Linked DNA regions of Mus musculus: region 1 is linked to region 2. A link is a loop called in an ENCODE intact Hi-C map of the cell type or tissue named here. Cell type or tissue: left cerebral cortex. All regions are shown on one strand. Each heading gives the region's core, and the rest is flanking DNA. Links, peaks and the distances in the headings are about the cores only.

The links. Hi-C counts contacts between places; a loop is a spot of excess contacts. Peaks named below come from ENCODE experiments on the same cell type or tissue, not always from the same donor. Only the 100,000 strongest peaks of a DNase experiment are listed, where the experiment ranks them.
Region 1: a loop joins it to region 2, with 2.2 times the contacts of the local background. A loop is called at or near these places in 3 of 42 quality-filtered maps.

What each region holds. Positions count from the first base shown.
Region 1 is chr17:8,190,855-8,205,947 of GRCm38, forward strand. It overlaps Cep43 (centrosomal protein 43), which reads left to right. Exons shown (of 12, transcript NM_201230.5): 10 at 544-583; 11 at 1,331-1,427; 12 at 3,667-5,616. The coding sequence ends at 3,741. Among named protein-coding and RNA genes, the nearest start is that of Cep43, 33 kb to the left of the region's middle. In left cerebral cortex, for the core only: a CTCF peak has its summit at 6,970 (motif pointing right); DNase peaks (open chromatin) are centred at 3,012, 6,982 and 8,437; H3K27ac peaks cover 196 bases.
Region 2 is chr17:8,276,552-8,291,644 of GRCm38, forward strand. It overlaps Mpc1 (mitochondrial pyruvate carrier 1), which reads left to right and starts at 7,236. Exons shown (of 5, transcript NM_018819.5): 1 at 7,236-7,410. The coding sequence starts at 7,340. In left cerebral cortex, for the core only: a CTCF peak has its summit at 7,514; DNase peaks (open chromatin) are centred at 6,399, 6,850, 7,175, 7,707 and 1 more place; H3K4me3 peaks cover 2,955 bases; H3K27ac peaks cover 3,169 bases.

The sequences.
Region 1 (15,093 bases), core at 2,295-10,294, 87 kb before region 2:
GGAAAGTGTTCTGCTATTAAGCTACCCCCAGAGCCGTGCTTCATTAGGTTCCAGGGGTGCATCATGGGGAGTTTCCCTATGATTAAGCCACCTTCCTGAACCTAGAACACAGACGGGGTATTCACTAGTTAGCCTATGATGCAACCACTTGAACAGCTTTTATATCTGCCTTCATTTTATGTGCTAAAACTACAATCCCTGGGCTGGCGAGGCGGCTCAGTGCTTAAGAGTGTTGCTGCTGCAGAGGGCTAGGCTCAGTCCACAGCATCCACATGGTAGCTCTGCCTCCTGCCAGGGGCTCCAATACTCTCTCCTCCTTGGGCACCAGACACACACATGGCACACATACATACTATACATGCAGGTAGAATACTCATGCATATAAAATAAATAAATCTGAAAAACAGTTAGATACTATTGTGGTACTTATGTTTTCATAAAGTAATATTCAAAAATATATTGTTTTACAGGAAACATGCTTATTTAAAATAAGTATTTTAAATAATATTTTTAACATGTTCCTTTTTAAAAACTGATTGCCAGGCACTGGAGAAGATGAGGACTATGCTGATGATTTTAATAGGTAAGAAACACCTTGAGGTGAATATATGAATCTTTAAATACTTTCTGAATACAGATATGGCAAAATTACATTGGGTTTATTTGGTGTTTAATTATCTTTTTCATGTTGATTGAAAGTACAGAAAGATAGTTACTCCAAAATTATATGTTGGAGTGACTTCTTCATCTCACAGTACAGTACAGATGAGTATGTACGCCGTGTTGGGGCCGGGGGTTGGAAAAAATAAAGAAGTGGCTGAGATGTTGTTAGCCTGTCACTCAAAACCAAATCGCTAGCTTATCCTAAGGCACATTTTTGTCTTTGGGGGTGGGAATCATCTGAGTTTGACTTTAAGCAAAACTGCCTTCTTCAATATGACATTACTTAACATTTTGTTTGAGGTAACTTTCTTGTATGAATTGCCTTTTAATGGGAAAATAATATTTGTTATAGATAGGATTAGAAAATTCAAATAGCATGTCTGGGTATTTTGACACTTTTCTTTTGCTTAGAGATTCCTGTTTACTACTATAATTTATTATACTGTGTTTTAGAGATAGCAATAGCATATGACGAGTGGCATTTGAGAGATCAGGTTTTCCCTGTGATTGCCTCTGCAGCCCTTGTCAGCTTTCTCAGATGTTATATATGAAGTTGATGTTTAATGTTGGTTTTGTATGGTATTTAGAGGGTTAAGAATCTCTGGAAAGTTTGAGCAATAGTAGTTGTTCTTCAGAGTTCTTTGTCGTTTTCCCCTCTTTTAATTAGTGCTAGCCATCGCTCAGAAAAAAGTGAGCTAAGTATTGGTGAAGAGATTGAAGAAGACCTTTCCATGGGAGTAGAGGACGGGAACACCAGTGATAAAGTAAGGGGCCACAGTCTGGGTGTGTCTGTCCACTTAATGACTTGTGAGGCCTAGGAAATGTATATGACTAGTAAAATATGGTTGAAAATCACAGAAGTTGATGACACTTACATATTCCAAGTCTGAAGCAAACCTTTAGGGGTCTGTGAGACTCGGCTATCATTAGCTGGTACTTGTGCTCTGGCAGGCCTCTCTGGACTTGCTTCTGATTAAGAGTGGCCACAAGGGATCAGGACTCGAGTCAGATGTTGCCTCTCTTAGGGTCACAGGTGAGGTTCTGTTTCCTGGGAAAGGTGGGGGTGGGATGGACTTCTGGTCATCTCAGGCTCCCCAAGGCAGGAGAGCAAAAGGAAACAGCCTTTACTTGAGGTTAAAGCCCGGAATCCATTGTTAAGATCCACACTGGAGCTTTTCACCCAACAGAGATAAGCTGCATCATCTCTGTTGTTCACAACTTGGGTGGGTCTGCCCTCTCGTGTCATGAGATAACTAGAAGATGCCCGAGGCCTTCAAAAAAGGTGAGTGTAGGCTGAGTTCCGATTATCACACAAGGAGAAGGCCTTCAAGAAAGATGGTATTTTAGAAGAAGTAAGCAAATTTTGAGTTTATGTTATTTTTATTGTATTGAGTTCCTTTGTTGTCTGGTTTGGATTTTTTGAGATAGGGTCCTTGAACTTAATATGTAGCAAAGGCAAGCCCCAACCTTGAACCAAGTCTCTTGCCTCCACCTTTCAGAAGCTAGTTGTCTTAGGTAAGCATGAGTCTTAACATCTCAGTTTCTTTTTGTTGGCGTGGTTTATTTTTTCCATTGTTCTTGATTGTTTTTTCGTTTTTTGTTGGTTTGGGAGGTGTTTTTTGTTGGTTTTGTTTTTTTTTTTAGATTCAGTCTCTGACTGTTCTGGAACTCACAGAGATCCGCCTGCCTTTTGTCTTCCAAGTGCTACCACTATGCCCAGCTTTACCAGTTTCTTTTATAAGGTGAAAATGTTAGCACTTAAATGACACCAGGCGAGAGACCGTCTGTAATTACTACCCCAGGATATAAGATGGGTTCTTCTCTAACCTTTACACCAGTTACCATCCAGAAGAGTCAAACAGTTTGAAGTCTTATCAAAGACTATACTGAGCATTATTATTTTTGTGTAGCATTTGTAATGGAATTCATGTTAGAGGTCAGTTGCTAACTCATCTTCTTGGTGATATCACAGATTTCAAAACAGAAACAAGCAGGCGAGCTGGGCAATAGAGCACTTAGGTAGCAAGAGTGAGGCTTGGGTTTGATCCCCAGCAGCAGCCAGCAGTAACTGAGACCGGGAGGCAAGAGGAAGAAAAACAACTACTGTTTTTCAGACTTTCACAGCACTCAACACTTTGACCACCATGATTTAGCACTGTGCGGGAGAGCCTAGCCAGAGCGGTCGGGCGGGAGAGAGAATAAACATCCAAATAGCCAAGGAAGAAATCAGATTGACATTGTTTGCAGCAAGCTTGATCAGAGTGCGTATAAAATAGAAAGGAGTCCACCTTAAGCTATTGGAGCTGACTCACAGACTGAGCATAGAGCAGAGTCACACAGGAGTCAGCAGCACTGCTGAGCCCAGCAGCTCAGTGGAGACAGACGTCTCCTGTAGATGATGACAGATCTTTCTTATTTATAGTTCCCCACCCACCCCGCTCTTGTCTCTAGTCTAAAATTGGCTTTAATACAGTAGTCAGTTGTCTTGCAAATACAATGGATTACGTTAAGGAATTCATTATTTAATAACAATTAGTAAAAAGACATACAGATCCAAAGGATTCTGGATTTTGCAATGTGTGGGCTTTTTTGATTTTCTTTTTAAACAATACAACAACTTTAAGGTTATGTACAATAGTTACAATTTTCTTTGTGACAGAAAGTTGTATACCAAGACTGCTGTTTGGCCATAGGAGAGAAGGAGGGTGGTTTATTTGAAGAGATTCTATTTTTAACATTTCCTATATCCAAAGAATAACAAAGAAAGATGCAAAGGGCCAGATGAGCAGAGTTAAGAGAGTGTCACAAAGTTTGCAGAGGAGACTTGTTCTCACCTAGTGTCCCTGTTCCCCATAAGCCATCTCTAGTCCAGGGCTGGCCCCCCCAAGCAGACTTTAAAAGATAAGTTATATGTTTATAAATATATACGTTTAAATCTAACAATATACAGATTGATTCAGACTTTGCTTATACTGATTTTTCTCTTTCTTTTGGACAACAAAGCTCGATGACCTCACACAAGACCTGACTGTTTCCCAGCTCAGTGATGTTGCTGACTATCTGGAAGATGTTGCATAGACAGGAAAAGGAAGTATTCTGAGCAACAGAGGACAAACGAATCACTGGCTCCATTTTCCTCAGTCACTCTTGCTGGAATGTCCGCTCCTGCTGGTGCCTTGCATTTCAAAAAGACTGCAGATATTTTTAAAATTAAACTTTTCGGTTTAGTAAACATATACTTCCTATATGAGCCATTTCTAGGAGATTCATTCTTCTGAATTTGGTTTAACTGCATGGCTCCAAGGAAATCATCTGTAGTCAGGCTCACTATAGCAAGGGAACCGTGAAATATCAGTGTTAAAGAGCAGAAAGAGGGTCAGTACAGCCATGGTTTGTGCCACTATGTGTCTGTGGCTGCTCCAGGGAGCTCGCCCACTTAGTGTGTATCAGGCGGGTTAGCCCAGAGTTGGTGAACTGACCTGGTAAGTCCATGGTGCTGAAGAGTATCAGTACAAGGTAAATTGATCTATGAACTTTATTTTGTATCTCCTTCCATTTGGAAGGTTTGTTAGACCATTACGGTTATATTCAAGTACTCTGTACTCTTAGTTTTGCTTGTTTTAAACTAGAAATGATTAGTACTCTTAATTCATAGACTTGTCAATAACAGTTACCAGTTAAGGTCACGTTCTTCCTGCTGTCTGTAAGCAGCTATAGTCACAGATTACTTCATTACAGTCGTAATTTATTATTTTTAAAAATGCCTTGAAACATTCAATACCAAAATGCATCTGAAACCATTAAGCAGTGCTTTTATTTCAGATCTGTAAGTTGATTATATTTAAATCCAAATTGGAGTGAAATAGTAGTAATGGCCTAAGACCATGCATATTCAGTTTGACAAACTTTGTATACTGTACATAATTGCATTGTAGTTCTTTAAAAATAAAGCCAATAGTAGAATTCGTGGCAGATCTAATGTACACTGTTTATGTAGTACTGCAGCGATATAGGACAGTGGCGTCTGTAATGTTAAAGTATTGAAAATGTACAGATAGAAACTCAGCCCAGTGCATGAGTCATACCACTAAAATTTGGGACTGTGTGAAACTTAGGTGCATTTTATTTCAATTATGACTATTAAAAGCTACCTTTATTATTAAAAGAGAAATTGGACATCACTGATCCATGGTGAGTGAGTGAGTGAGCAGGTGCTGTGGTTTGTATCAGTGCCACTTTCCAGTCCATAGTGCGTAAGCACATCGACGTTTATCAGGCGTAAGTGTAGAGGAAGTGAAAATATAGTAATAAAGACTCGGGCTCTCTGACAACAGAGTCTGGCTTTTTAAAACTTAAGTGAAACTGAGCTATAATCATCAAGAGGAAGTAGGACAGAAACAGAGGTGTCCTGGAAGCCCTGGGTACTTAAGTTCTTAGTCTGCCCCATGCTTGACTCTTCGGATCAGCACTGGATGAAGATGCTGTCGTCGTCTTGTTAGATAATGCTGTGCCCTGTCATCTCTTCAGTACTGTGGAAGAGCCTGGGGCTGCTGAGCATCTGGAGTCTGGATCAGATGTGTGCCTTAATATTTGGTAGGCACTCCAGTTAGTGAACTGGCCTGCAAGCATGGCAGGATGTGGCTTTGTATATTTGAGGAAGACTTTCCAACAGTCAAATGTGAAATTTGAGACTTTCTATTACCCAGTGACTGACCTTTTGGTAAGTCTTGAGAGGGTGGAAAGAAAAAGCAGGCTTCAACTTTGTGGTCAGCACTACATGCAGGTATTGAATACTTCTAAAAATGTGAAATTCAACAGGGAAGAAGTGGTTTCTACAGTATTCCTTGCTTAGATATTGTTAACCTGTTAAACCTTAATGTGTGAAATGAATGACAGGTTCTGCATGTAATAAATGTCTCTTTGAACAGTGGATTAAAATGTTGGCCGGCAGTATCCTCCATTTTACAGTGTTGGTTTTTTTGTTTTGTTTTTGTTTTTTAAATGCTCTACTTTGCTTTGTAAAATGCCATTTCATTTTGATGAGCAACCATCTTGCCCCTCGTGTACTACAGCAGCAGATGGTGCTCCTGCCTCCCTTGTTCTTCGTGCCATCTCAAGCCTCTGTTCACTGTCCTAGAACTGGGTCCTGCAGGCCCCCAAGCTTCTGCACCCCACAGCTTCTCAAGGTGCTTGTATTCACCTTTCCTTGTCTGAAATGGCTTCCTCGCAGCCACACAAGGGTGATTTTCAGTAAAAATGTCACACTAGACTAAGTACTCTCTCTCCACTTAGGTTTATCCTTGTGTTTGATTTCTCTGTTGTGGGAGACATGAACAAATGTCATTCACCTAGATAGGATACCCAAGAAACCATTCAAGTCTGGTTCGGTGAACTTGTCGGTTTATTGGGGCTAATTACAGAGCCCACACCAACTCATGTGACTACTTAGATCCAGCATCCCTAGAGCATCCTAACCAACAGCTCGTCTGAGGAGTGTCCTTGGCAACTGTGCACTGCATATCTAACCTTGGAGAGGGAGTCACTAGACTTGTAGCTTCCTAAACTTACCGAGTTTACAAGTTTCTGTTGCATTTGTGCCTGCCTTCTCCCTGCAAGAGGGAGTGTTTGAATTGGTGGGAAGTAGTCACACAGCACTCATTCTGGAATGATCCATGTCCCTGGATGTTGTCTGAGCACCCCAAAAGAGCAGGAATTGTGCTAAAATCTAATTTAATAAGAGCATTTGGACCCTAGTATAAACTTAAAAATGGGTTTTGCAAGTACTGCAGAATGCAGGGACTGTTTAGTGGCCAAGCAGCGCCTCCTAAGCTCAGGGCTACATTTTGGGATAGTGTCCCTGCCAGCCTGGAGTCTTCAGATGGGGTCGTTAGGTGCAGGTTTGATTCTGGAGGTTGACAGCTCCTCAGACTGAAGGCCAAGTGGACATTTCCCAAACATGGAGAGCTCCTCATAGCCCTGGTGTCCTCGTTGACATAAAGGAGCAGCTGTCCTGGAGAGGTGTGCAGTGCCAGCCCTGAGTACTGGACTAGGACCATGGTGCCCTGCCTGTGCACATTAACAGGCCATGCTGCCAGCCCCTGTTGTAGACAAAGCCTTAGTGGGGAGATGGAGTCCAGAGGATGAAGTCACACCCGTCAAGCTAGTTAGATTTGAGTTGACGACTTCTACCTAAAACACATGGCTGTGAACAAAAAGTGATTGATTTTAATTTTCCCCTTATTTTCATCTTTTGCATATGGATACTTTGCCTGCTTATATATCTATACTAAATGTATGTAGTGCCCATAGAAGCCAGAAGGTGGCATTGGATCCTCTGGGACTAGAATTAAAGGTGCTGACGTGATGTACCATCATGTAGATGCAGAGACTTTAACCAGGTCTCCTGGAAGAGCTCTAACTGCTGAGCCATCTTGCCAGCCCTGTGGTTTGGGTTTGTTGTGTTGGTTGGTTGGTTTGTTTTTCCCCCTTTTACATGGTTTCCTGATGTGTTACTTGGGGAGAATTCAATCAGTACACGCCAGTCCTTTTTTTTTTTTAATTTAAAAATTTTGATTAAATAAAAAGGAAAAAATAAGAAACAATTGAAAAAACTATATACCTACATGGACTTTGAAAAAGAGCAGGCAGTTTCCTGGCAGAGAAAATGGCATTAAGATAATACTTTTTGACCTGGCTACTATGTGCAGTGTTAGCTGCTGTGATCTGTAACAGGACACACATAGCCACAGCCAATGGCCTGTGTCACAATCATCTGAGCTGATTTAACTCTGAAAGTACATTGGACATTTCCCCAAAGTTGGAAATTCAGTATTCATTGGATCGAGCTAAAGTTCCCAAATTATATATCAATCTGCTCTGTCTTCATTCACCTGAAATGAATAAATACATGCTGGAAAAATTATAAAATCACTCACCCTGTCACCATTAGGATTTATTTATTTATTTGTAATCTTGACTCCAGGGTTAGTAATTGGAAGTTACTTTATTAAAACAGGCATCTCAAAAAAAGTAACTTGTTTAAAAATTGCCTCATTTGCCTCACTGTCCAATTTAAGAAGGAAAAACAATGTTGACATTAATCCCACATTGGGTTAAAAGTACACGCCAGTCCAGTCTTAAGTGCTTGGAGCTGCAAGCCCAGACCACTGTGCCTGGGTCTCAAGTGAATTTGAATTCTAAATCCAAATTGGGCTATATATTCAGGGCTGGAAGGTTTGGACTAACAAGATGTATCACAACCATACTCATGAGCTTACAGGTTGAATTCAAAGAATTCTATTTACAAAAAGGCCAAACGTAGAATAGTTGGGAAACTTGGCCAAAGGCCCTCCTATAACTGAGGTCAGCACTAAGGTGGTCACACAGAAAATTCCGGCTGGGTGGGAAACAGATGTCCCTGGGTAGGATCCTGCAGAGGAGGTGTGGTTCCCAGGAAGATGGTTTGTGGATGGAGCTTAGATCCGTAAGACCATTTTTTAAACCTTAAAAAGTCTTGCTACCAGAAGAACGTGGGACTCCGGGCCAGTGAGGTTGAGCAGTCTCACCATCTAAAGTTATACTGTAATCCTGCAGGGTAGATTCTACTTGCAGACCAAGGTTACCTTCTAAGGTTCCCAGATAGCTTCTAGAAGGTTGTGCTGTCCAAATCTGCCTGCTTGCCTGCACGCCTGCACAGCAGCTGTATGGATTAAGGTTTGTTTCCTGCAGGCCTGCTCCCCTTCCTGAGAAACAGGAACCAGAATGAGGAAGGTCCTATAGCTGCCTGAGTCCATGCTGGCATGCGGATGGTGGGTAGACAAAGACACCCAAGTTGATTTTAGCTTGCAGTGTCTCAGCTGGGAGCATGGTTGTCTCATACCTGGCTTCAAGCAGCATACCCGTCTCACTCCGTATTCTTGCTGTTTTAACCCCATCTTCCTCCACCCCCAGCCTCTGTTCTCACTGCAACATGCAGGCAACTTGCAATGTCATCATGGGCCCTTTTCCTTCTCCTGCTCACTCTGAGGTTTCTAAAATGAGAGAAATGCCTGAGATGAAGATCACTGGCAAGTGGTACTTCCACAATACCTCTCCACTCTCTTCTCCTCCCCTCCTGTGTGGTCCGAGGCCTTAGTCTTTCTGACCCAGGTTCAGAGCTTTGACAGGACAGTCACTTGTCTCTCCATCCAGCTGCGCGGTTCCTGGACTGTGCTTGCTGCTGAGGTACTACGGCTTTCCGGGTTGGCTCCACTACTGTATTTTACCCACAGGACCCTGGCCTCCCCATCTTACGTACATTTCGGCATTGCCAGTCTTCCCCCACTTCAAGGCTCAGGTTAGAACCAGTTTTCTGCCACTGAGTGTGCCAGATTCTAATGGCCCCTAGGTGTGGTCTGTGAAGCACAGAACCATGTCACCTTCAGGTGGGAAGGCAGTCATCAGCCTCCATTGGAAGCTCTCTGTGAACCCTGAAGACCTAGAACTCCTGCCCATTCCAGTTCCCTTCAGGCCTTGATCCTATTCTATATCCTGTGCCTGAAACTCAGCTTCCTGGCTAGCTCAGTCTGTGATGGAGTGACATGGTACAGACAGGTGTCACTTGCCACACTGTGAAGAAGCTTGGCTGAGAGGTGATGGCAGGCTGTGCATGGAGACAAGCAGGGAAGAAGCAAACATGTACCAGGAAGCTGCTTTTGGATTGTGTGGCCTGTGATTGACAGTGCTCCTTGGATCCCATGGAATAAACAGTGGGCCACTCCACAGGGGAAATGTCCCTAGGAAGGAGCGTGGGTGTCAGCAGAGATGCAGGAAGTGAAGTGACAGAGACTGAATATAAGTAGTAGAGAGAATCTGTGCGCATGGCCCTGTGAAGGAGTGGTGTTGAACACGTCGTTCAGTACCAGCATTCCCAGTTTCCAGCTGTCAGAAGCAGCTAAAACCTGAGATTCACAGTGTAGACCAGGCTAGCCTCAGGTTTATGGCCCACAAGGAAATGCTGGGATTACAGACATTTGTTTATTTATTTGTTTGTTTGTTTGTTTGTTTGTTTTGGTTTTTTGAGACAGCGTTTCTCTGTATAGCCCTGGCTGTCCTGGAACTCACTTTGCAGACCAGGCTGGCCTCGAACTCAGAAATCCACCTGCCTCTGCCTCCCGAGTGCTGGGATTAAAGGAGTGTGCCACCATGCCCGGTTTGGATTACAGACTTTCGCCACCCTGCCTAGCTGATTGCTTATGTCCATCTTGTCTGGTGGCGGTATAGCCATTCTTGTCCTAGTGCCTGTTGGCATGGGATGTCATTTCCTTTCATCCTTTTAATTCAAAGGATATCAGAGACAGCTATGTCTTTGGATTTTATGCTGTCTCCCGTAGATGCCGTGTGGCTGGGTTAGTTTGCTTGTTGTTTTTCTTTATTTTGGATGGAATGTTTATAATTGAATATGTGTGCCATGTTAGGTTTTTTTAATAAGGCTAAGGCTCAGATCTGGTTCTTTGTCTCAGACCATTTTTGTTTCATATGGCAGATATTTTCATACTTTCCAATGTAATTCCCTAAATGTTTTCTTTATCTTTTAAAATGTATTTTCATTTATCTTTCTCAGTGACTGGTCCAGGTCCTACAGCCTACATGTCAGTTTATCATAATTTTCCTCTAACAGGATGCAGGGCCAGTCTTCAGTGCCTCTGCGCTTTGCCTTCATGTTGTCCCTAGTATACCTGCTCCATGTATAACTAGCCCGGCATCTGCTGGGACTCCTGCTTTCTATAACTGTATTTTTTTTTAAGTGCCCAAGATTAAGAAGTGAACCAGGGAAGCTCCTAGCGACAGAGTGATAAGGAAGGCAGATCAGATGAAGTTCAGAGGGCGTCCTCAGCTGCCTCCACAGGGATCTGAGCCCCCAGGTTGCACCTCTGGAGAATGAGACCTTGCTAATTTTGCTAGCCATCCATGCTTCTGGGAGGATATCTGTCCCTTGCTCAGTGTCTGTCTCCCCTCTTTCCAGAACACCCCTCCCCCATGACATGCATCGCGTCACTTGCTGTGTTTTCTCATAAGTGGCCCGAGTTCAGTTAGATGTCAAGTACTTAGGGAGGAAGACTTTCATAGCTGTCCATGAGCGTTTAAGGAACCATGTGCCCTACCCCATGACGGGATGCAGGTTCTGAGGATGCTGTGGTGTGTTCTACATGGCACTACAGTGGCAGGAGGGAGTGGGCTCCTGGAGATGGTCTCCACCCTCCACCTCTCGGGGCGTTAGCCCACTGATGGCCAGTGGCTTCTGAAATGGAACTCTTTGAAAGCTTGAAGAGTGAGGTCTCCTTTGTGCTCCTTGTCTATCTATGGAGGAAAGTTTACATAATGAAGATGAGAATACACAAACGGTCTCACCGATCCTCATGTTACCTTAAAACACTGCTTCCCGTGTTATCTTTGTGCATGCATGCTCATGTGTGAGGGCCAGTATGTGCATGCCAGGGCAGGAGTGTGGCGGTCAGAGGCCATCCTCCAATGCTGATCTTCACCTTCTATCTTACTTGACACAGTCTCTCGTTCACTGTTGTGTGTACTCGGGTAGGGTGACCCACCCTCGAGTTTCTGTGTATTCTGTCTTCACTTCATAGGAACACTGGGACTGCAAATGGACATGGCGATGCCCAGCTCTGCATGGACTCCAGGGATCTGAACTCAGTCCCTCACACGCACTTTATCCACTGAGCCATCCCTCCACCTCCCAAAACACATTCCTGAAAGTCAAAACACGTTCCTTAGAAAGTAATACAGTTATGCTAAACTTTAAACTGTTTATGCTAAACATAAACAGAGAGAGGGGAGGGGTGCATGTACCATGGTGAACTTGTGGAAGTCAGAACTCTCCCTCCTCCTACTACAGGTCCTGAGTATCAAAATCATGGCTTATACAGAAAGCACCTTATCCACTGAGCCATCCCTCCAGCCCTATTTTTTCTCTTTTTTTCAAGGTCAAAAGATTCACAGAACTATAGAAACTACAAACTGGGTGAATTTTCTTTATTGATTCAACAGCCTATTTTTTTTAATTAATGTTTTTATAGAATATATCCTGATCAGTTTCCCTGCCCTCATCTCCACGCATATCCTCCCCAACCACCACCAAACCACCCAACTCCACACCTTCTCTCTTTCTCTCTAGAAAACAGGCAGAATAAATAAATAAAAATTTAAAACAGCATGTGAAACACAGAGACACTCAAACCCACAAAAGCACAACATACAAGCTTATGAAGCCATAACATGCAAGCAAAATATCAATAAGGTTAAGAAACAAAAAACCAAACCAAACCCTATGGCGCCTGCCCTTAAATGTGGTTTATATACCTATTGAGTCTCCATTGGAGAAAACTAATTTTTTTTCTTTGCAAGCAGTGGTCAGTTGGAGACAGTTGCTTAGGGATGGATCTCTTGTCCACTTTCCCATCTCAGCACTGGAACTCTGCCTGGCTTGGACCACGCAGGCCGTGTGCGTGTTGTCTTGGTCTCTGAGTTTCTGTGTGTCAGTTCTGCTGTGTCTGAAGCTTTTTCTTGGTGTCTTCCATCCCCTCTGGTCCTTACAATCTTTCTGCCTCCTCTTCTGAGAGGTCCACACATCCTGAAGGGGGGGGGGGGCTGGTAAAGACATTCTATTTAGGACTGGATGCTCCAAGGCCTCTCATTTCTCTGCCTATTGCCCAGGTATGGATGTCTGTATAGCTCCCAGCTCCTGCAGGAGAAAGCTTCACTGGGGTTGGCTCAATGGAACATGATCTATAGGCACAGCAGAATGTCATCAAGAGTCATCATGCCTCTGCAAGCTCCTTTAGTAGAACAATCGGATTTGGTTTTCCCCTAGGTCCATGGCCTATCTAGTCTCAGTTTCTGGCCACTCAAGCACCAGACACGGGTTCCATCTCCTAGAATGGGCCTTAGATCCCAGTTAGAAAGTGGGTGGTTACTCCCACAATGTCTGTGACCCTGTTAACTAGCACATCTTGCAAGCAGGTCACCACTGTAGATCAAAGGGTTTGTAGTTGGGTTGGTGTTTAGCTTTCTCCTCTGGTAGCTTACAGAGAACCTTTGAACACTAGGCAGTAGTGGTGAAGGCTGTAGTTAGGCACGAGCTAGACCTCTCTGTGTTCAATGAGAATATCATCTTCAGCAACAGGGTCTCAGCATCAGTTTTTGGAGAGCAGCCAATGGCCTTGCAATAGTCTAAGTTGTTTGGGGGAATTCCCTTCTTTATTCACACACACACACACACACACACACACACACACACACACACATTTAGTCCTTCCTTTTCAGTCTCCACCCTGTGTCTAACTGTATATTCTATCTCTCCTTCCTTGGGAAATCCTCCCTCACCCCTAGTCCCTTTCTCTATCCTTAATCATCTCTTTGGTTATATGGATTGAAGTATGCCTACTGAAGGATTAAAGGCTAACATCCACCCGGAAGAGAACACATACCATATTTGTCTTCGAGGTCCTTGTTATCTTGCTCAGTATGGTTTTTGTGCCTTCATCCATTTAGCTGTGAATTTCATGATTTATAACAGCTGAGTAATATCCCATTGTGTAAACGAACCACATTTTCATTGCATATCATCTATAAATGAACATCTAGGCTGTTTCTGGCTATTATGAGTAGAGTGGCAATGAACATGGCTGCACAAATGTCCTGTAGTAGGATGTAGAGCCCTTTGATTGCTTGCCCAAGAGCTGTATGTCAGGCTCTTGAGGTAGAGCTATTCCCAGCTTTCTGAGGAACTCCCACACCTATTTCCAGATGCATGCTCTCCTTTCCCACATCCCCAGTACCATGAGCTATCATTTGTTTTATTGATCTTGGCCACTGGGACTGGTCATTCTGTAAGATGAAAGCGCAGAGTAGTTTTGATTTGCATTTCCCTGCTGACTACAATGCTGAACATCTCTTTAAGTGCTTCTCAGGCATTTGTGCTTCATATCTTGAGAGCTTTGTTTTTAGTTCTTTACTTTTAAAATTTGGTTATTTGTTTTCTTGATAGCCATGTGTTTTTGTTTAGTTCTTTATATATTTTAGCTATTAACCCCTCTATCAGATATGTAATTGGTAAAGATCTTTTCCTATTATGTAGCCTGCTGCTTTGTCCAAATGTTGGTGTCCTTGGCTAGCCAGAAGCCTTTAAGTTTCACGAGGTCCCTTTTATTCAGTGTTGTGCTAGCAGAATCCTATTCAGAAAGTCTTTCTTGTGCCAGTGACTTCAAGACTAACCCCTCCTTTTCTTTATCACATTCAGTGTATCTGCCTCCAACCTCTTTTTAAGCTTTAAAAATTAATCAAGGTAGATGTTAAGGTGGGCCTGGGCTCAAATAATCAGTTTATATGATAGCAATAAAAGTACATGTCCTGGAGGACGCAGCAAACAGACAACAAATGAATGCTGATACGGGGAGATTAGGATGGGGCACTCTCTGCAGTCAGACAGTGTCTGGTCCTACAGTGCTGCTCCTGGTAGGGTGAGAGCCTACCAGCTGTATGTGCCCTAGCTCTTAGGGTACCTGAAGACTGGAGCCAGAAAAGTGGTATTATTCCTCCCTGAGGCATAAGAGAAAACTTTTCCCTAACTGACTGCTTGGACTCCTAGGACTTCTGAAATGACCAGTTACTGCCAGGCAGGTCAACTCTCAGGCCTCAACTGGGACAGTGAATGGCAGGCAGCTGGGACAAGTGGCAGGGCAGCTGGGATGGATTGGCAGCAGGCAGCTGGAACAGGTGGCAGGCAGCTGGGACAAGTGGCAGGGCAGCTGGGATAGACAGCAGGCAGCTGGAACAGGTGGCAGGCAGCTGGGACAGGTGGCAGGGCAGCTGGGATAGACAGCAGGCAGCTGGGACAGGTGGCAGGGCAGCTGGGATAGACAGCAGGCAGCTGGGACAGGTGGCAGGCAGCTGGGACAGGTGGCAGGCAGCTGGGACAGGTGGCAGGCAGCCAGGACTGGCAACACTTGCTGAAGAACAGTGAAACTTCATAAAGAAGTCAACAGACCTTCCAAGTTACCAGGGGAACATGCCAAGAAACCATCAGTCCAAGGCTCGGGATGAAGACAGGCTGGCCTCTGAGGTCTAGGAAAGTTGTGTTCAAAGTAAGTAAAAGGAAGAACCAACTGTCCTAAAAGCATCCCTCCAGAGAGAACTCAAAAACAGCTTCATGATTTTGTTTATCTAAGCAAGATTGCCTGCATCAAATGCCCCTTAGTGAGGACAAAGGAACTAGGTCATCTACTGGGTGTGCGCTTTCATGCTGCTGGGTCCCGGGGGTAGCTTATCGAAGGGATTTTTCACTTCTTTGAAAAAGAAAACAAAAATCACCATGAGCTTAAAAAAAATGGCAATGAGCCCTAAGAAACAGCAACTTCTTTACAATTTTTCCCCTGC
Region 2 (15,093 bases), core at 3,657-11,656:
TATCCCCATGCATTTTCTTAAGAATTCAATAGCCCGTAGGGTCTAACGTAAGAGTTACTGTGTCTATTTTATAGACAAGGAAAGTGAGGCCCTGTAGGACTTAATGGCTTCCACTTGTGGGCATTCCAGGGTGCCGCAACTCAGAAAGCTCAAGTGGTCAAGACAGGACCACCAACCCCAACCTGTAAGAAGCTCTCTGCAGACTGGCTCTGGGACTCAGGAACTTTAGGTGCAGACTGCTCTCAGACCCTCACTGAGTCTCACGAAGACTCAGAAAACAACTAACAAACATTCTGATGCAAGCAGGCGTCCTACTTCCATGACCAGGAAGTTCCCCTTTCTGCCTGAGCTCCTGAGGACACAGGCTGTGTCTGTGCAGGAACTAAAGTGGCCTCTGGTGCCACAGACCACCCCAGTCGGGTACGGGGGTCCCTGGAATGAGGGTCCTCGAAGTCTAGGTGGGTAAGGATCCGGCAGTGACAAACAGAAACAAACACAGAGGCAGTTTGAATCTGAGAGTATTTTGCAGCTCTCAAGCAGGGTTTTTTATACATTAAAAAAACCCAAATAGCAGGATGGTGGTGGCGCACGCCTTTAATCCCAGCTCTTGGGAGGCAGAGGCAGGCGGATTTCTGAGTTTGAGGCCAGCCTGGTCTACTGAGTGAGTTCCAGGACAGCCAGAACTACACAGAGAAACCCTGTCTCGAAAAAGCCAAAAAGCCAAAAAAACCAAAAAAACCCAAAAAAAACCCCAAATACTACAACTCTTAGAAGATGTGTTTAGTGAAGCAATCACAAATACCATCATTATCATTTGGCATAGTGAAGCACAAAAATGAAGCAAATATTACAACTCTGAATAGATGTATTCAGTGAATCACAGACGGAACACGTGACATCATGATTCCTAGAAATCATCCAAGCGTTACAGCTCTGAAAGGATGTATTCAGTGGGGCAGTCATCCAAGATAGGGGCAGATTTCCAAGAGCAGGTTAATTGATCTTATGATCAATTATTGTTTAACATTTAATACCTGATTTTTTAAACAAATAGTCAATGCATAAATTTAAACTATTTTAAATCTTTTTATTTAAGGCTTTCTTTACCATATACCAAAGCCCACTTCCAATGACACATGTGCAGCCATATGAAATTGTTTTGTTGGGAAGGTTTTTATCTATCATACTACTACTATATAATTTTGTAAATAATTTATAAAGTAAAGCATTGGTTTCCCCAGAGATAAGGTCCTGTTAATGACTCCATCTCAAGGGATGGTTTCTTACCCATTATTCTTGCTTAAGATCTTGGCCTAGGCTACCAGAAATATGTAAATAAGAAAAGGAATAGAGAAAACAAAACAGAAAATTTGCCATGAGAACTACGGCTCAATGTTTTGCTCTGGCCAAGAGTTCCACAACCAGCTCCAGGAGGCCTCCTTTTGAAAATTTCGCCTCAGTCTGTGGAACTTGTCACACAGATTCTGCTGGGGTTGGTGTGGCAATCTGGAGCTTGGATGAGCGGCCTGCACTGTGCCATGATCTAGTCCCCCCGAGTTTTCAGTGGGGGACTTTTAGCATTTACTGACCAGTACATAAGTTCTTCCTCTCTCTGCCATTCACTCACTAGGGAGCCACAAAGCTGCCTACCTGAGAGACCCTTCTTTTGTGACTTGTCTATGGGGTGAGAACCAGAACCTGAGACAGACAGAGAAGGAAGACAAGTGCTTGTGTGTGATAACTCATCAGGGCACAAGCAACTCCCCGCCCCCACTTAAGTTGCTTTATTTTCTAGTCTGGAATCCTTCAGGCCACCCTTTGCTCCGTGAATTAAGTGCTCTAATGGGCCAAGCAGATGGTTTGCAGCAGAGATGGAAGAGCTGAAGAAAGCAGAAACAAAGAGGACACAGGTCATTTCACAGTTACGCTCCTTTTGAGGCATGAACACAGGGCATAGCAATGACAAAGGCCATAGCAATGACCTCAGGCCCTAAGGACTATCCTAGCACTATGCAAAGTTCACTTTCTGAGACAGGATCTATTATGTAACCCTGACTGGTCCAAAGTTATATAGCCTAGACTGACCTCAGTTTTAGAGCTCTGTCTGATTCTGCACTCCCAGTACTGGGATGCACTATGATACCTGGATAAAAACATTTTTAATGACACGGGGAAATGTTTTCAGGCTCTGACACAAAGAGCTGATGAGTGCTTGAGGTGACAGACTAGCCAGGTGTCCTGATCTGGTCATTAAACAGCAGATACATATACTGAGAGTCTGAGGTTGGGCTGCAGCTTATGACAGAGTATACATTTAGTGTGCACAGGGTCCTGGGTTCAAGCCCAGCAGCTGCCAGTCCTATGAGGGAAGTTTAGTTTTACTTAAGAAGCCATGACATTTGGTTACAGCCATGTTCTGAGTTATTGTGATGGGGAAAAAGTATGAATGATGCTGGTGAGCACACAGGAGCTCTTCATGTCACCAGTGACAGAGGCCCAGCTCCGGCTACTTAGTAGGTAGAGTGCTTGCTAGGCATAGGCAAACCTCCTGGGTTTACTCTGCAGCACTGCATAACTAGGCGTGGTGGGGCAAGGCTGTGGGTCAGTATTTAGGAGATAGAGACAGTAGACTCAGAAGCCCAAGGTCGTCCTAGCTTACATAGCTGGATGTCAGCCTGAGACCCTGTCTCAACAACACTACTACTAACCAAGGACCTTTGCTTCCTAGGCGATCCCATCACACCATGGGGCAGAAGGTGTTATCATAGGTTTGCAATATTGTATGCTCATGTACTTTCACAGGTTGGAGAAAACACATGCGGTTCTGTCGACACCTGTCAACAACATTCATTCTCAAATGTGTCTTCTGTCCTTAATGTCACTAAACGTTTGTCTTCTATTCTTTAATGTAATCCTACGCACGGACCAGGAAGGTCCCAGAGGTCCATGTGTAGAGAGGTTGGACCCCAACTTTCTGCTAAGGGGTTAGTAGAATCTTTAAGGGGTGAGACCCAGTTAGAAGGAAGTTAGGTCAGTGCCAGGGTTTTAGAATTGCTTCCCTGGGGAGACAGAAACTAGCTCTACTTCTCCATAGAAGACCACAAAGACAATACACGTATAATCCCACTGGAGTCCAACCTGGGGAACCAATGAGTTTGTTGGGCTTAGAGAGCATGGGTGAGTGTGGGAGACCCAAAAACAGTGTCAGTGGATTATGGCTTCCTCACAGAGGCATAGACGGGGCCCTCCTTCACTTACCTTTCTCCAGCCTGTGTAGTCTAACCCCACCCCCGCCCCACACCCTGAGGCCTGGAGAACAGGTTCACTTAAGGCAGAATGGTGAACAAATGGCTGCAAGCTACAGGAAGGAGTAGTTGAAGTTGCCGGTGAGGCTCCAGCGACCCTCTTTACCCCATCCTCCCCATCAGCCAGCAGGCCCACTAGTGATGCTGTCTTGCAAGCAGACACAGCTGCGATAAAACAGCAGGACAGGTTGTAAAGAAAGGGGTTTATTTGGCTTACACTTCCACATCACTGTTTATCATGGAAAAAAGTCAGATAGGAACTCAAACAGCAGCTGATGAGGTTTGGTCTTTTGCTATGTATTATAATACTAAATACTGGCCGCTGAGGCCTGGTTACCCACAGGATGAGAGAATTCCCTTGTAGACCCAAGTGACCTTGGCCTCTACGTTATCCCTGATTGGTGAATAAAGATGCCTACACCATAGAGCTGGGCAGAATTGAGATAGGCAGGGCTTGGAGTTCCTGAGCTTGGGTCTGAGGAGAAACATGATGGGGAGAGAAGGAAGACACCATGAGTGAGGTGAATCAGAAAGAAGGGTTGGCCAATTGCAGTTAAGAGCAGCCCAGATGAAACATGGTATAATTATAATTCCAGGATATTAATGGGGAAATAAATCCTAATAGCCTAGAGAGTCAATATCTGCCCAGCTGTAGTGCTGATTAATGATTATTATAAAAATAAAAGTAGTGTGGAATCATTCCAGGAACTGAATGATCAAAGGCAGGGTAGAAGCCCCTGATTGAGATTAAATAATGTCTACAAGGAGCCTGGAGGCAGGAGCTGATGCAGAGGCCATGGATGGGGTGCTGCTCACTGGCTTGCTCAGCATGGTTTGCTCAGCCTAGTTTCTTACAAAACCCAGGACAACAAGCCTAGGGATGGCGCCACCCACAATGGTCCACCATCAATAACCACTTAAGAAAATGCCCTGCAGGTGTGCCTACAGCCCAACCTTAAGAAGCCATTTTCTTAGTTGAGGTTCCCCTCTCAGACTTCAGCTTGTGTCAAGTTGACATAAAGCGATCTTGCACACTCTGACTCCCAGCCATTTGGTTTTGTGTGAGCTTACAGCACTAGGCATGAATTCCCCTCGAGACACAACCTTAACACCAATCAGAAAGTTGGTTGCGCCATGAAACTTCATGCCACTATTGCCTGCCCTATCTTGCCTGGCACTTTCATCGTGTAGCATGCAGGGTCCACAGCTGAGTAGAACTTTGGACCACAACGCTCCCCAGCAGTCTTCAGACACCTTCCAGCACTCTAAACGCTAGTCAGCAGACAGGGAACACGTCTAGTTCAGTTCCAGCTTTATGTCTCCAAGTCTTACAACCAAAGTGCATGGCATCTTCAGCAACTGGGCGTTAGTATCTAACTTTGGCAAGCACCCAGCAGCAGTGGCAATAGCCTTTCTCAGTTTTGAAATATCTAGGACCTCCTAGGGTCAATAGCCCACATGGCTCTGGGAACATCTCTTTCCACCCACAATTGGTACCTTCACTCATGCTTTAACCGGGGTATTGACACATGTAGGCACAGGCTACTGCAGAACTTTCTTTTGGTCGCAGTGGGTATCATGACTCAGACATAAGCTTCCTAGACTTTCCCCGCTGTGTCTGACCCAGTGTGAACTGACTTCCATCCTTGCACCTTAGTCTCTCAAATGTTTCTAGATCTAGAGACCACTCAGAAGCATTATTCTATCCATATAATGAAACACTGATTGATCGATTGACTGATAGAGTCTCACTATGAAGCTCTAGCTGTCCTAGAATGCACTAGGTAGACCAGGCTGGCCTCAAGCTCAGAGATCTGCTTCCTGAGTTCTGGGATTAGAGGGGTTCACCACCATGCCCAGATTACAATAAAACATCCTTTTAACAGAAGATGTCACAAGTTCCAGGCCAGCCAGGGCTACACAGTAAAAAAAAAAATTACTTTCCTCCATCTCATGTCCCTTCCGTTACACTTAGGGGTAGCCACTGTCAGTGTTGTCCCAATATCTTTGCACACAAAAACATCGCTGAGCACAAATGAGTAACATACTTTATACAATAGTCCACACATTTTTTCCTGCAGATAAATACTATAATTACTTAGCACTAGAACATAAATAACTTGTTTTCTTGCCTAGTCGCTATCTAAACCAGACTGGTCTCAGAACTCATAGGAGGTCTGCCTACCTCTGCCTCCCACTTGTTAGGATAAAAGTGTACACTACCAGGCCTGGTTTATTACTAATTTGCAGTTATTTAAGACAGGATGTCATGTAGCGCAGGCCAGCCTTGAATGGGTCCTCTTTTCTCTCTCACCTGCTAAGTTACACACTATGACACACGCTGGAACGCCTTGAGGATTGTTTCCATATTAAAATAAGCTCCACAAACTAGCCTTTCCAGGGACAGCTCTAGAAAGGAATTGCTGGCCAAAGGGAATGTCCATTCTTAATACTTATGCATTCCCTTGAGTGTTTGGTTTAACTTCCTATATTCATTTCTGCCAGTGCATTCCAGACTTCATATTCCCCAGTGGCATTCTAAATTACTCAACTTTCCTTGATTTGAGGTATAATCCCCAAATTGTGCTTTTGTTGTTGTTGCTGTTTGTGTGTTTTTTTTTTTTTTTGTTTTGTTTTTTTTGCCTGGCCTTGTTTTTTGTTTTTCGTTTTTTAAATTTTGTTTGAGACAGGGTTTCTCTGAGTAGCCAGGGCTACAGAACTAGCTATATAGACACGGCTGGCCTTGAACTCAAATCCTCCTGCCTCTGCCTCTGCCTCTGCATCTTCGGTGCTGGGATCAAACTCATTTGCCACCAAGGCCCGCTTCAGGTTCGGTTTTGGTAAGGAAGAGAGTCCCCTCTATTCTCGGAAGATTGTTAGAATAAACCGGCAAAAATTAAATCTGAGAAAAGCTGCACATATTTACTATGCATAGAAGGGGAAAACCACAGAAGATTACCATTCGTTTAATAACTTTCGCCCCAAGCCCCACCCCGAGGACTCAGTGGTGACCTTGAACTTCCCACCACCCAGCCTGGTTTACGGCAGTGCTGGAGATGGAACACAGCCAGGGCTTCCGGAGCAAACCTGGCAAGAGCGCTGCAGTCCGGGCCCTGCAGACCCTTCCCTATAAGGGGAAGGTCGTCTTCAGCCTCCTTTTGGTAAACAAAGACTGACACTGGCACGAACTCAGGGGACGGGCCTTAGCGACCCTTAGCGCGGTGTGGCCTACTCGGGTGTGGCTGCGAGCAGCCTGAAGGCAGTTGTGTTCTTCACGCGATCCGGTTTACGGCGGAAGGGATTCTGTCACCTTTCCTCTCCTCAAGAGTGGTAGTGGTGACAGGAAATGTAGCCAGGCCCTTCTCATTACCTCCGGCTCAACTCTCTCTGCATTCTGCCCCCCCCCCCCCCGCCATGTCTGGGGTGTGGCTCTGAGCCTCTGCGGGTGTACAGGCTAAAGCTGCAGTATGCACGCTCCGGGCACTTATGTAACCTGTGCTTTCCACACGTGGGCAGCCACACTTCTGGAGACTGAGGCTCTTAGCTATTTTTAACTGCCTCCCTCCTCTGCACTCGGTGACTCCATCCCAAGCCGGTCGCCGCCGGTTTGCAGGATCTCACCGTCTCTGTGCAGCCGCCCGCGGGGCAAAGGGACAGGCGAGGGGTGACAGGAGCCCGACCTGCCCACCACGCCCCGCTGAGACCCCGGAAGCCTGCCCAGGACCCCCGGGCAGAGGAGTGTCACCCTCGCAGCCCCTAGCAACCGCCAGTCGTCCGGGCCGCCGGGCCCTTTTACGACGGCAGCCCCGCGGCGCGCACCGCCCCGAGGGCAGGCGGGGGGTGTGTCGACCGCGGCAGCCAATCCCGGACGCGCTCTGCGGTCTAGCGCGTTCTCATTGGTGGAGCGCCGAGCGGTCGTAAGGCTTCTCCGAGTGTCGTGAGGCGGGCGCTGGGGTGAGAGCGCCGAGGGCCTCAGCCGAGTCCACAGCGGTGTCATCTGTCTAGGTAGCGGCTTCACCGCCAACGGCACGGCCATGGCTGGAGCGCTGGTGCGCAAAGCGGCGGACTATGTCCGGAGCAAGGACTTCCGGGACTATCTCATGAGGTGAGCGTCATGGTAGGCCGTGGGGGAGCCGCCCGCTGCGGGAAAACCCTGCGGCGCCGTGCCAAGGTAGGAGAGCGGCGCACGGGTGGAACGCGCTCCTACCGGTGCCCGAGGGGACGGCGCTCCCGAGGGTACAGCAAGTGACCGAGGGGATGGCGCTCCTACCTGTGACTAGGAGGGCAGAAGGGACAGCGCTCACACCCGTGCCTGAAGGGACAGCAGGACTCAGGGGACGTAGCTCCCACCCGTGACCTAAGGGACCGCAGGTTACTGAGGGTACAGCGCTCTTGGTTAAGGCGACCTAGGGAATGGCAGGTGACAGGGAACAGCTCCAGCCCCGCGAACTGAAAGACATGGTGTGACTGGGGACCCCGCCCCAACCTGTGCCGGAGGGGACGCCTCTCCCACCCATGCCCGAGGGGACAGCGCTCCCACCCGTGACTGAGAGGACGACAAGTGACCGAGCGGACAGCGCTCCCGGGCAGGACGACCCAGGGAATGGCTGGTGACAGGGAACAGAGCTCCAGTCCTTGACTGAAAGACGCGGTGTGACTGCAGGGACGCCGCTCCGGCTCGTGACCGACCGGACGAACACCGCTCCTGGGCAGGCAGTCAGGATGCCCTTGCGTGGGTTGACGTGGGGACACTGGGTGCTACCATCCCCCTCCTCGTCTCCCGGCCCGGGACTTGGCGGGAGCGGTGCTGGAATGTGCCGGGATCCGGGTAATGGGAGCTAGAATTTGCAGCACAGAGGGCGGGGTTTTTTTTTTTTTTTGGTTTTTTGTTTGTTTTTTTGTTTGTTTGTTTTCCATTTGACGGTGCTTGGGGGAGGGGGACCGGACAATCATGTGTCGCAGCCACGCAGTGCGTCTGAGAAGAGGCATTTACTTGCAAGGTGTGTGTCCCGAGGGCTTGACATTGAGAGGTTGAAGAAGCACTTTCCAGAATTCATTTTCAGTTATAATTTCCTGGTGCCTGATTCTATTTTAAGGATCTCACAAAATTTAGAAACCGATTACAATATTTCCAAGCATAGTTTTATTTTCTTGTGATTTTAAAGTTAGATAAGTGGAGGGCTGCTTTTTAATTTTCTTCTCAGTGGTCAATACCGAGCCTGCCAGTGGTGGCATTCGCCTTTAATCCCAGCACAAGGGAGACAAGCTGGAGGATCTCTTGAGTTCAAGGCCAGCCAGTCTACAGTAGTATTGTAGTTAATAGTAAATACTTAGTGCCTTGAGTTTCTACAACTGTCTTACTCATCCGTCTTCACCATCTTGATTAATGTCTTTTCCTTTGCGAGGCGCTTCTGTTTCCCTGGGACCCGCCTTCATGCCTGGGCTCAACCCCCAGTGCACCGTGCTGCTGCACTTGATTTTTGATAAGACTCAGATCAAGAACTTTCTATATTTCTAGGTCTGTTTTCTTAACAGTCCCTCAGTCCCTCCCCCACCCCCGTTCTTTTTTGTTTAATATTGAGTCTCAAACTCAGGTCCTGTGCCTTAAAAGGCCTACAAAGTTATACCCTCAGCCCTCGATTCTTTTTTTTTTTTTTAATTTTATGTATTTGATGTGAACCTGAGTATATGTACCTATGGAGGTCAGAACAGGCATCCTGGAACAAGCATGCAGACAGTTGAGAGCCTTCATGTAGGTCTGGCAATGAAAACCAGCTCTTTTGTAAGAACAGTAGCGTCATTACCTGCTGAGTCATTGAGTCATATATCTCCCCCCCCCCCCCCCCGAGACAGGGTTTCTCTGTGTAGCCCTGGTTGTCCTGGAACTCACACTCTGTAGACCAGGCTCAACTTCAAACTCAGGAATCCTCCTGCCTCTCCGCCTCTCTCAAGTTGCTGGGGTTAAAGGCGTGCGCCACCACTACCTGACTCCAACCACTTTCTTAGTTTTACTTTTGGGTGCTTTGTTTTAAAGATTTATATTTTTTTATGTATATGAGTACAATGAAGCTGTCTTCAGACACACACAGAAGAGGGCATCGGATCCCACTACAGATGGTTGTAAAGCACCATGTGGTTGTTGGGAATTGAACTCAGGACCTTTGGCAGAGCATCGCTCCAGCCCTGTTTTGTTTTTGAGACAGGATCTCTACATATCTCTGCATGTCTTGGAACTCATTAGACCAGGCTGGGCTTGAATTCACAAAGATCTTCCTGCCTCGCAGCCTCTCTCTCTGCCTCTCTCTTTGCCTCTCTCTCTGCCTCCTGCCTCTCTGCCTCCTGCCTCTGCCTCCTGAGTGCTGGGAATAAAGGTGTACACCACCACATCTGGATTTTCAAAGTCTTCTTTAAAAAAACTATTTCCTGCTGGGCGTGGTGGCGCACGCCTTTAATCCCAGCACTCGGAAGGCAGAGGCAGGCGAATTTCTGAGTTCAAGGCCAGCCTGGTCTACAGAGTGAGTTCTAGGACAGCCAGGGCTATACAGAGAAACCCTGTCTGGAAAAAAACAAAACAAAACAAAAAGATTTCCTTATGTACCTTACTGACAGAAAGTTTATATTTAGAGCAGAGGTGACTGTATATATACACACACACACACACATATTCTCCTTTCTCTGTCTCTCTCTCTCTCTCATACACACACATACTTGTGTATGTATGTATCACATGTTATTTAGGTGGAACCCAGGTTGTCCAATGCTTTAACAGTATGCTTACAGCTCTGAGGTTAGTGAGATGTTGGCAGTGAATATTCTCAAGTTAATAAGGTGTTCTAAGTTGACTTTCACTTCTGAGTTCCCAGGAAGGCTTTGTTTATATTATTTACCCAAATGAAAAGTTGTAGCAGATAAAAGGAGTGCTTCCTAAACATGGAATATTAGAGTTGGGGGTAACCTAGCACTTTGCCTGCCACATGACCAATTAGATGATATTTAGAGCAATTAGAAAACCTGAGGTCTTTTCAATGCTCAACTTGTGAGGCCAAAACGGGGTTGATGTGTAGAATAATGATGCACAGGATGGTTTGAAAGACTTGCAGGGTTGGGTATTTTTGGAATACCTTTTGGGGAGGTAGAGACTGCGTGGGGATGAGACAAATTCTCATTGTGTGGCCACAGTGGGCCTGGAACTTGCTCTATAGATCAAGCTGACCTTGAACTCACAGAGAGCACCCTAGAGCTGGGAGTAGTGGTGTGTGCTGCCACACCCAGCCTGGGCTCATCAGACATTAGGAAATAAAATAAGCTTAGGAAAACCCATAAGCCAGCTAATGACTAATGTGATTTATGTGAAACACAAGCTTCTTCCATGGTAGTTGTCCTTTATCATTCTGCGTCATCAACCTTCTAACTGAATAATAGAATCAGCGCTTGATTAAATTAGTGCTTACTGTGGTTCTCAGTGTGGAATGATAGTAATGGGCAGTTGGCGACTGCTTGCCAGACAGATGGATTCAAAGGGAATATGTAGAGATATTCCCTAGAACTATTTTTTTCACATCATATAAGAAGATCTGACTAATTCAGTTTAAAAAAAGATAGCCACACATACTAGAAGAAAGCAGCAAAACTTAAAGATAATATGATTGTCTATGTTGACAATCCAAAAGGACCAAAGATTTTATGCAACAAGTGATATTAGTAAGTAAGGTCCTGGGTCAATTGCTTTCCGACATACTTTCAACTAGTAAATGCGATTTGAAATTAAATACAGTGCCATTTACATTATCACATTCAAAGGCTGGAGTCTGATGAATCCAGGGCCTTGTGCATGTTACACATGCATTCTACCACTAAGCTACATACCTGTCCCTAAATGAAAAAGATGTAAATAAAAATCTAGCAAAATGATATGTAAGAGCTATCTTTAAAAAAAAAAAAAAAACCTGTGAAAGATATCGAAGGTACCAAATGGAGAGGAGCTACTCTGTCCATGGATAGAAAGACTGTATTTTCAAGATGACCATTCTTCCTAGCTTAACTTAGAGAATCAGTGCAGTACCAGTCAAAATGCCAGCAAAATTTAATTTGCAGCTATCAGTAAGTGGATTCTGGACTTAATATAGAATTTGATGCCCAGCAACACAAACACACACAAAAAAAGATAAGAGTAAACTGGTAAAATAGATAGATATATGGAGAGTAGAAGATTCGATATATTCAGTACAGCATTGTGGAAGAACAAGGTTGGAAGGCTGACAATATCCAGTTTTGCAGTTTACTGTAAAGCTACAGTAATGAAGTCTGTGCTCCTAGCACTGGAATAGACAACAGATCAGTGGCACAGAATAGATGGGTCATGGGGCTGGTGAGATGGCTCAGTGGGTAAGAGCACCCGACTGCTCTTCCAAAGGTCCGAAGTTCAAATCCCAGCAACCACATGGTGGCTCACAACCATCCGTAATGAGATCTGACTCCCTCTTCTGGAGGGTCTGAAGACAGCTACAGTGTACTTACATGTAATAAATAAATAAATAAATCTTAAAAAAAAAAAAAGAATAGATGGGTCATAAGTAAACACACATAAGTGCTGTCAACTGAACATCGGCCAAGGATAGCGTCAGCAATGGCACTGAGCGACTATGTCTTTAACAAAAATTTACTCAATTTACATTTATAGATTAAAACATGAAGTGCAAACTATAGAATATGGGAGAAAGTCTCAAATATCTGGGTTTTGCAGTGATTTTTTTAGATAGAATGCCAAAGGCATCATCCATGAAGGAAAGAACGGGTGGAGCAGCCTTCATTAGACTCAAATGTTCAACTGGACGTGTGGCTCATACCTGTAGATGCCATACTCAGGATGCTGAGAATTCCAGGTGAGCCTGGGCTACAAGAGGAGACTTTGTCTCAGAAAACAATTTTTAAAAATCCCCTATGTGAAATAGAAAATAGAAGCCACAGAACTTAAATGTATTTGAAAAAGATGACTAATAAAGGACTGTTAGCCAAAATATATGGAGTTCCTAAGACAACTAAATTGAAATGGGCTAAATGTTTTAACAGATACAACATAATTGCAGATATCCTGCAATTAAAAGCAGGATAAAAGGTTAGCATTCACCTGGGGTGATGGTTGAGTTTTGTGCTGGCTAGTTTTTACCTTATCTTATGAGAAGCTAGAGGAGGGAACTGATGGAGAAAATGTCTAGGTAAGACAGCTGTATCGAGCCTGTACAGCATTTTCTTAATTGGTGATTGATGTGGGAGGGCCAAGTCCATTGTAACTAGTGCCACATGTAGGCTGGTGGTTCTGGGCTCTAAAGGAAATCTGGTTGAGCAAGCCAGAGGGAACAAGCTAATAAGCAGCAAACTAATAAGAAGTCATGGCTGACTTCTGCACTAGCTCCTCCCTTGACTCAAGGCCCCGCTTTACTTGAATTCCTTCCCTGACTGCCTTGGACGATGGCCGTTACCTGGATGTGTACTCAAAATCAAACTTTTCCTCCCCGAGGTGCTTTTTGTTCATGGTGATTTATCACTTATCACAGTAATAAATACTAAGACAAAATTGGTCTTTAGAACATTAAAAGGAGCTGGCACGAAGCCTGGTGGGGAGCCATACTTGAAAGACAGAGGCAGGTGGGTCTCTTCAAGTTCAGAGCTAGCCTGGTGTATTCAACAACTGTGAATTGCAGACCAGCCAAGGATACACACTGAGTCTGTCTTAGTTAAGGCTTATATTGTTGTAAAGAGGCGTCATGGCCAAGGACACTCTTGTAAAGACAACATTTAAATGGGTCTGGCTTACAGTTTTAGGGGTTCAGTCCATTGTCATTGTGGTAGGAAGCATGGCAGTCATGGTACTGCAGGAGCTGAGAGTTCAACATCTTTATCTGAAGGCCACTGGGAGAAGACTGGCGTCCTCAGGCAGCTAGGAGGAAGCTCTAAAAGCCCACCCCCTCAGTGACACTTGCTCTAACAAGGCCACACTTCCTAATAGTGCCACTTGTTGTGCCAAGCATATTCAACTACCACAGAGACCCTGTCTCAAAAAGGGGGATTGGCCTGGACCCCTGTAACTGCAACACTGGGGCAGTGGAGACAGGCAGATTTCTGGGGTTTGCTGGCCAGTATGCCTAGTCTACTTTACAATCTCCATGCCAATGCAAACAAACAAACAGAGACCAAGATGGGGAGGAGAGGACCTGAGGAATGAGAGTTGAGGTTGTCTTCTGTCTTGCACATATGTGCACATAAATATGCACACAGTTTTGCATGTATCCTCTTTGCTACCTTAAACCTGAGGTCAGATTCCTGCCCAGCTCTGCAAGTAAACATGTTAATTATTCAGGGAGTGTTGGTCTAAAACTGGTTCTACAAAGCTCATTTATCCTAAAGTGACCTAATCTTTCTTCTTCCCCTCTGAAGTTTGAGGACACCAAGATCAGGATAACTGAGATATTTTCAAAAATCCAGGAACAATGAGACTTGTCAACAGCTCACCCAATGATGGAACTGAGGCTGCCCCTCAAGTGGCCAGAGCTAAACACCACCACCACTACCCCACGCCACAGTTATTTTCCACAGCAAGACCACATAGAACCAGACCTGAGAAAATGATCAACCAGAACACAGCTGACCACCTGGGCTTGCTATGCATACACCTTGTCCCTGCTTTTATTCCTTTGCCAATAGAACCTTCAAGCTCTTAGAATGCTAGGCCCCGGGCTGGAGAGATGGCTCAGTGGTTAAGAGCACCGACTGCTCTTTCAGAGGTCCTGAGTTCAATTCCCAGCAACCACATAGTGACTCACAACTATCTGTAATGGGATCCAATGCTCTATTCTGGTATACTCACATACATAAAATAAATAAATAAAACCTTAAAAAAAAAAAAAGAATGCTAGGCCCCCTGTTCCTCCTGTTCAGCCATATGGAATAAAGTGTTTCATGCTACATCTTTGGTTGGACTCTTGGAGCTGTAAGTTACTGGTTGATACAGGAGGGCTCAGGCCACTGTGGGCAGTGCCACTCCTGGCACATGGTCCTAGGTTGTGTAAGAAATGAGCAAGCCATGGAGGGTAGCCAGTAGCCAGTGTTCCTGTGGTTCTGCTTCAGTTTCTGCCTCCAGGTTCCTGTCAGAGGTTTTGCTCTGACTTCCCTTCATGCTGGATTGTAGGCCATAATATGGAAAAAACTCCTCTCCAAGTTGTTTTTGGCTATGCTCTTTGTCATAGCAACAGAAAACAAACTAGGATGGATTCCAATTGGGTGGCATTCTGGGAAAGGCAAAATTACAGAGTCAGGAAAGGGGTCAGGAGTTGGGCAAAAGAAGGAAGAAAAGGCAGAGTGCAGAAGATTTTTAGGGCAGAAAAACTACTGATGACCTTGTCTGATAGAGCGTCCAAATCCAGAGAACGATTTCTCCTCAATGGCAGTTGGAGTTCACTGTGTCAACTCAAGAAAGCAATGCAGTTTTTTTTTCATATTCAAGTGAAGGAAAGCAGATAATCAAATAAAGGGAAAATCAAGCATAGTTTCCACATGATTTTCATTACTGATGTAAGTTGTATAGTTAGGAAACTAGCCATGCTTGCCACTATACCACAAATGTCAAGTTGTAATCTGTATGTTACTTGTAAATTTATCCTTGTTTGGAGCATGCACTGTTACATAATGGCAGGAAGCACAAATATGCTTTTTATATAGATAAAACACAAAGTATATATAAGCCGGGCGTGGTGGCGCACGCCTTTAATCCTAGCACTTGGGAGGCAGAGGC